Linked DNA regions of Homo sapiens: all the other regions are linked to region 1. The links are chromatin loops, found by intact Hi-C in ENCODE. Cell type or tissue: mammary epithelial cell. All regions are shown on one strand.

Region 1 (2,500 bases):
CAAACAAACAAACAGGCAAGGGGAGGAGGGTGCCCATTCAAGACCAAAAGAGATGAGGTTGGGGGAGTCCAGGAGTCAGGGAGGACCATGTGGTGTGACTTGGGGATGAGGAGCAGAGCAGCCTTATCTGGTCCTCTTAGCCAGGCAGAGCCCCCAGTTCCTTGGAAGGGAGGAGTGGAAGATAAGGCCACAGGGACTGGCTGGGAGAACTGCCGACAGGCTATCAGTCAGGCTGGCAGTTTCCAGGGTGTGCCAGAGGACCAAGGGTGGTATAGGCCCTGCTGCACCCCACCCCAAACCCCTCCAAATCAGGAGAGATCAGCACAAGGGGACTGGACCTAAGGACCTCCCAGGGTCCCTCCCAGGGAGGCAAAAAGCTGGGGCCCCCGCCCTGGGCCCAAGAAGGCAGGAACATATCGAGACCAGACAGAGATATTGAGGGGTGCTCCCTGTGGGAAGGGGAGGTATGGTGCCAGCTGGTGGGTGCAAGGGTCCCAACTCTGGTCCTGAGGGAGCCCAGGAAGTCCTGGGCTGAAGCTCAGCCTGAAGCTCAGCAGGAATGGAGACGAATGGGGCCGTGGGCAGGGCACAAGGACTTGGTCCAGGCTGCCCAGGACTTGGGGCCCAGCAGGGCCGTGGTCTTGCCTCCTCTCAGCTTCTGACCCTGGGTCTGTTCCATGCCTGCCCCTCCCCTAGACCAGTGCTCTCTGAATAACGGTGGCTGCAGCCACAACTGCTCAGTGGCACCTGGCGAAGGCATTGTGTGTTCCTGCCCTCTGGGCATGGAGCTGGGGCCCGACAACCACACCTGCCAGATCCAGAGCTACTGTGCCAAGCATCTCAAATGCAGCCAAAAGTGCGACCAGAACAAGTTCAGCGTGAAGTGCTCCTGCTACGAGGGCTGGGTCCTGGAACCTGACGGCGAGAGCTGCCGCAGCCTGGGTGAGACAACAGTGAGGTGTGGTGGGGCAGGCCGAGGCAGGCCTCTGAGCTGCAGTGGGTTGGGCTTGGTGGCCAGGTGCCAAAGGCTGAGTTTTCCACCCTAGCCCCCAGTGCCCGGACCAGCAGAGACCTGCCTGCGCCAGGACGGGTGGCACACAGGCAGCTAGCCCCTTGCTGACCCCATCACATCCCTCCCATCCCAGACCCCTTCAAGCCGTTCATCATTTTCTCCAACCGCCATGAAATCCGGCGCATCGATCTTCACAAAGGAGACTACAGCGTCCTGGTGCCCGGCCTGCGCAACACCATCGCCCTGGACTTCCACCTCAGCCAGAGCGCCCTCTACTGGACCGACGTGGTGGAGGACAAGATCTACCGCGGGAAGCTGCTGGACAACGGAGGTGACCACCGATTGCTGCCAGGCAGGATGCACACAGGCGGAGCGCTCAGGCGCTAGGGGCCACAGGTCCCATCCAAGTGGCCCCAAAGCAGAGGCTTGGCTCCCCCATCCCCCACACTTCTGTTCATTGGGTTAGATTTTGCTGTGGGTCTCCATGCCTGACGCCCCGTAATTATCGTCAGCAGAACTGCCAGCCTGATAATTAACAAAATGATCAGCCTTACCTTTGAATGGCCTGGAGCTCTGCTCCCCAGATCTAGAATTGCAGGCTTGAAAGAAAAAAGCCACTTAGGAGTGGCGTACCTGAACGCTGCTTTCTGTCCCAGGCAGCGTGGTGCACCCCAGACTTCCTTCAGTCACACACAATAGTGAGTGCCCACTGTACACACTGGGCAGTGGGCATGCAGCAGTGATCAAAACAGGCTGTTTTCAGTTGTGTGGTCAAGGAAGGTCCCCTGAGAAGGTGACATCTGAGCAAAGGCTTCTAAGAGGCACATTTTACTAGAGAAGTTTGTATTGTTTGTAATAATACAAACTTGAATTTGAAACCATTACAAATGTCCATCAACGAGGGGGGAGGCTAAGTAAACTGTGATGATATCCACACTGTGCAACAGTCTCTAAAACAATGAGGCACACACATAATGTATTAGCATGGAAAAATCTTTATGGCAGTCACTTGAGCTCAAGCAGTTGAGGCTGCCGTGAGCCATGATCATGCCACTGCATCCAGCCTTGGTGACAGAAGACCCTGTCTCAAAAAAAAAAAAAAAGTTGGGGAGACAATAGGAGTCCTACTCTTGAATATGGGCACATCAGAAACTTTGGCAGAAGTGCCAGGGTTGAGGGTGGGTCATCGAGGGCTCCCAGGATTTCACACATTCATGCACAGCTCCCCAGGAGACGCTAACCTTTCACTGCCCTCTCTTCTCCAGCCCTGACTAGTTTCGAGGTGGTGATTCAGTATGGCCTGGCCACACCCGAGGGCCTGGCTGTAGACTGGATTGCAGGCAACATCTACTGGGTGGAGAGTAACCTGGATCAGATCGAGGTGGCCAAGCTGGATGGGACCCTCCGGACCACCCTGCTGGCCGGTGACATTGAGCACCCAAGGGCAATCGCACTGGATCCCCGGGATGGGTGAGGACCTTGCCCAGC
Region 2 (2,500 bases), 110 kb before region 1:
CAACCAGCCCCCCATTCCAGATTTTTTCTACCAGTTATTCCTCCCTGTTTCTCTCAGCATCACCAAAATAACAACTTCCAGCAACCCCACTCCAGCCCAACTTCAAACTCCAATTGTTAATCTTGCATTCACTACTCCACAAATACTTTTTACTTGTATACAAACTTAATGTTGATTTTACCTTCATTCAATGTTTATTTAGTTACCTATATATTTTCTTCATATTTGTACATGTCAGTCTCACCTGTCTTAACTAGTAGGTTCCTAAAGGAAAAAATGAATAAACACTTGATTTTTTTTTTTTTTTTTAAACAGGGTCTCCCTCTGTGGCCCAGGTTGAAGTACAGTGGTGTGATCTTGGCTCACCGCAACCTCCGCCTCCAGGCTCAAGCGGTTCTCGTGCCTTAGCCTCTCGAGTAACTGGGATCACAGGCACATACCACCACGTCCAGCTAATTTTTGTATAGACAGGGTTTTGCCATGTTGCCCAGGCTGAGCTGTGATATTTGTTTCCTTTTTTTTGAGATGGAGTCTTGCTCTGTTGCCCAGGCTGGAGCACAGTGGCACGATCTCGGCTCACTGCAAGCTCCACCTCCTGGGTTCACGCCATTCTCCTGCCTCAGCCTCACAAGTAGCTGGGACTACAGGCGCCCGCCACCACGCCTGGCTAATTTTTTTGCATTTTCAGTAGAGATGGGGTTTCACCGTGTTAGCCAGGATGGTCTCGATCTCCTGACCTCATGATCCGCCAGCCTTGGCCTCCCAAAGTGCTGTGATTACAGGCGTGAGCCACCGTACCCAGAAGCTATTTGTTTCTTTACGTCTGAACAAAATGAAACTCATCAACCCATGGACCTGTAAAGATGACACCTTAACACATTACTTCTAGCAATAGAAAGGGTGATGATGTTCCATTTCATTGTATTGGCTAACTCCTATCAACCTAATGATGGGCCAACCTAATGTGGGAATTTCACTATTGTCAACATTGTTCAAATAAGAAAAAACAAAAATCATAATACACATTAAAGTATTTTTTTAAATATCCAAGCAGGCAACGGCCAAGCCATAAAGGTCCTGGAAATGGGAATGGCAGTACTTAATAGTTACTATAAAACGCAGGCAGGATAGGTATGAGCCGTTTCATTCTGCACACTAGCCTTGGAACCTACCTGCTCAGCAAGTCTCCACAAAAAAATAGCATAAGTCCAAGAAGGAAAACAAGAAAGAGTTTGGGATCAAATCCTGAAATAAATAAAGATTTTTGCTTAATAAGGGAACAAAACTGCTTAAGGTATTATAGAATAAAAGACAACGTTGGCACTATTGGTCAGCTACAGTAAAAATAAATGCAAACAGCCCACCTAAAAAGCATTTAAATTTCACCTAAAGCCTGGGCACCCTTCCAATGTATAATTAGGTCTCTGTCTAACCTGTATTTGCCTGAAGATCTTACTTTTACTTAGGCTACCTATGCTAAGGTTAAAAGAAACTCAAGCTTCGTTTTGGACAAAGCTAGACACAGTACCATCAGCAATTCATGCAATCACCCACAAGGGGTCTCTATCACTCTGGCTTTCAAGCTTTAAGTCACTCACAGTCATGGAACTCAGCAGATTTGCCCAGAACTGTGGGTCAGGGCCTTGTGTTGTTCTCTAACTGGCTGCTTTTCTTGCCCAACAATACCACCTACTTCCCTTTGCTACAGAACACTGTGCTGGAAAAGCCTACACGCAAATACCTCTCACTCAGGACCAGGGGGCCCTAGCAAAGGCCCCTTAGTGGCATACCAGATACTCCCACAGCTTTCACATTCAAGAGTTCTACGGGAGGCCCACAAACAGAACAGGAGCAGAAGGAATCAGTAACTGTAGAAGGAACGTCAAAAAACAAGCCAACCCTACGTAACCAAAGAACCCTAGGACAAATGGAAGGGCACAACCTATTTCATACTAAACCTAGAAACATTTCTACTACTTACAACATCCCAGGACCCTGTGTAGTAACCAAGGGGAAACAAAGTCAGAGAGAATTCAACAGGATCCATCTCCCCTGAAACTTTCTCAGTCATCTTCAGAAAAGAGAAAACTTCTCCCAGTTCCACTGAATAAGTTTTAAACTGCAGTGGTCTTCATCTTTATTTATGGTTCCATGAATACTCTTTTTACTTGTGAATGATTTTCAATTTTACCTTTCTTCAATTTTTATTAACCATTCACGTCTTTAAATGTAGGCATGTACACATCAGACAGTTACCTTTGTCTAGAAGTGTCCAGAAGGTAGAACACGTCTATCTGATTTACTCTAAGAGTATTTGGCATATATGCTCAGGGACATTAGCAGCACAATGTAATTGGGAATAAAAGAATAAAAGTCTTCACAGTTCCAGGTAAGGAGGTACTCAGAATTTCCTGAGGTGGAGTTTCAATTCTAGGCCTGTCTGATAGGGGTGAAGTCTCCATGAACTGTTTAGAGCAGTGGTATACTCAGGGTTATAATC
Region 3 (2,500 bases), 52 kb before region 1:
TTTGTCAATTCTCATGCTAGCACCACATAGTCTTGATTACTGTCACTTACAAGTCTTGAAATCAAGTAGCATAAATCCTCCAGCATTGATTCATTTATTTTTCTTTTTGAGACAGGGTTGCACTCTGTTACCCAGGCTGGAGTGCAGTGGCATGATCATGCAGTGATCAGGTTCACTGCAGCCTCAACCTCCTGAGCTCAAGCAATCCTCCCACCTTAGTCTCCTGAGTAGCTGGGCCTACAGATGCATGCCACCACAGCACTGGGATTTTTAAAAACTCTCCAGGTGATTCTAATGTGAGCCAAATTTTCTAGACTCAGATTTCTCTGTCACTATCTTCAGGCCTATACAGTTAACTGGTTAGTATACTAGATCCTACTTCTTTATTGTTTCTGAATCCTCTTCCTCTCCAGCTCCATCACTCATGCATTAAGGACTTCACCAATTTCTCAACTGGCTCTACACTACTTCTAGAAAAAAAATTCTAAGTCCTTACTGTGGCTAAAATCACGCTTTGTGATTAGGCTTTCTGATACTTCATCCAACACTCTCCCCTCAAAGTACCTTAAACTTCAGCTATGATACCATATTTGATGTTCTTCACATGTTTTAAACTTCTCATGCCTCCAATGCCTTTCCTGCCATCCAGCCTAAAACACCCTTTCCTTTTGTTATTGGTTGTCATTTTCTTCCTCTCATTCAACATTTAGCCTGGCATCATCTGCTGCTCTCTGTCTTGACCACCTTGTCTGGAAGAGGTATCCTTCCCATGTTCCCATGCCCTTCTGCACATGCCTTCATCACAGGTGTTAAGGAACTGACTGTATTGTCATTGTCTGTCTCTTGTTGAGCACCCAGCTAACCTGAAAGCTTCTTGAAGGCTGAGACTGTGTGTTTCCGTCTCTTATCCCTAGTGCCTAGCAATGTACTTGCTTATACGAGGTACCTAATATTTTTATTAAGTGAATGAAATCTGGGCTTGGATCTGCACCATTATTTGGGACAGATTCTTTAATCTCTCAGAACATTCTATTTTCTTATACACACTGGAAATAACACCCATGACAAAAGGTAGACTTAAGTGAGCTGATACTGTAAATAAAGTCCACTGCGTGGGCCTGGGACATGGTATGCGCTCAATAAATACTGGTCCTTTTCCCTCTCTCCGCCTGCCATCAGACCTTTCCGGGATACCCTTCCTACGCACACTTCCTTAACTGACCACTAGGTGGTGCTAGCCTCTGGCTTGACATTCAGTTCCAGAGCTACCCAATTAACGCCCCAGCCCAGGCCCTGCTATACTCAGAAAAGGCGGGTATTTTGTAATTTGCTGAGCGACCCGAAAAAAGAGATGCCCTTTACCCACACTAGCTTCTTTGCCCTCATCACCATTCCAGGTATCAATCATGAATTTCAGAGAATTCCTCCATGATTCCCTACTATTATGGTTATAATCTCAACCCAAGGATTTGAAGATGCCTCTTAAGAACAGATGTGGGGAGGAAGAGAAGGCACTGAGGCAGAGAGGATTAAACAATGAATGCTATAAGAGAAATAGAGGGAAGAAGATGCTTGAAGTCACATCCTGTTCCAGGAAAGGCAACTCTAGTCCTAACATTCCTTTCACCAATCAAGAGCCTCTCACGCTGGGTGGAAACGAAGAAGAAAAAGACATGGTCCCTGCCCTCAAGGAGTATATAGTCTAGTGGTGGATACAGAGCCCACAAAATAAAGTGCTAAACTCTGGATACTGAAGCTTTCCTGAATACAAGTTTGGAACAGGAGAGATAGGCAGAGCGAGAATAACAGGAGGGCTTTTCTGAGGAGGGTAGAGGAGCAGGGGAACTGTATCATTAATGGCTCAGATAGAAATATGCATTCTCAGCAGGGTGAGGTGGCTCACACCTGTAATCACAGCACTTTGGGAGGCCAAGGTGCATGGATCACCTGAGGTCAGGAGTTTAAGACCAGCCTGGCCAACATGGAGAAATCCCATCTCTACTAAAAACACAAAAATGAGCCAGGCATGGTGGTGGGTGCCTGTAATCTCAACTATTCGGGAGGCTGAGGCAGGAGAATCGCTTGAACCTGGGAGGTGGAGGTTGCAGTGAGCTGAGATCACACCACTGCACTCCAGCCTGGGCAACAAGAGTGCAACTCCATCTCAAAAAAAAAAAAGAAAGAAAGAAAGAAAGAAAGACATAAATATGCATTCTCTCACCTTACAGACATACCCTCAGCAGTTCACCTGCTGGAAATAACCCAAGTGCCCAACAATCCCAACAAACTGTGGAACATCCAAGCAAGGAGATTCCAAGTAGCCAAGATCAAAGGGTGAGCTAAATGCGTTCATACGGTATGGAAAGGGATCAAGCTAAGTTAATTGAAAAAAAGGCAAGTTACAGAACACTATATATCATATGAGTTTCTTTATAGTTTTAAAGGATATTCACTTATATTTGTATGTTACTGTTTTATTTATTTATTTATTTGAGACAGG

Evidence for each region. Hi-C counts contacts between places; a loop is a spot of excess contacts. Peaks named below come from ENCODE experiments on the same cell type or tissue, not always from the same donor. Only the 100,000 strongest peaks of a DNase experiment are listed, where the experiment ranks them.
Region 2: it touches region 1 in a loop (7-fold over the local background); 79 of 110 quality-filtered maps call a loop at or near these places.
Region 3: it touches region 1 in a loop (5-fold over the local background); 107 of 110 quality-filtered maps call a loop at or near these places.

The regions. Positions count from the first base shown.
Region 1 is chr12:57,174,764-57,177,263 of GRCh38, forward strand. It overlaps LRP1 (LDL receptor related protein 1), which reads left to right. Exons shown (of 89, transcript NM_002332.3): 23 at 697-942; 24 at 1,146-1,343; 25 at 2,278-2,482. Among named protein-coding and RNA genes, the nearest start is that of MIR1228, 18 kb to the right of the region's middle. RefSeq lists an enhancer at 1,801-2,500. In mammary epithelial cell, a CTCF peak has its summit at 1,282 (motif pointing left); DNase peaks (open chromatin) are centred at 938 and 2,278; H3K4me3 peaks cover 254 bases; H3K27ac peaks cover 627 bases.
Region 2 is chr12:57,068,062-57,070,561 of GRCh38, forward strand. It overlaps NEMP1 (nuclear envelope integral membrane protein 1), which reads right to left. Exons shown (of 9, transcript NM_001130963.2): 4 at 1,173-1,245. Among named protein-coding and RNA genes, the nearest start is that of NEMP1, 9.5 kb to the right of the region's middle. RefSeq lists an enhancer at 1,820-1,889. In mammary epithelial cell, a CTCF peak has its summit at 1,555 (motif pointing right); a DNase peak (open chromatin) is centred at 1,590.
Region 3 is chr12:57,123,225-57,125,724 of GRCh38, forward strand. No RefSeq gene overlaps it. Among named protein-coding and RNA genes, the nearest start is that of LRP1, 4.0 kb to the right of the region's middle. In mammary epithelial cell, a CTCF peak has its summit at 1,228 (motif pointing right); a DNase peak (open chromatin) is centred at 1,227.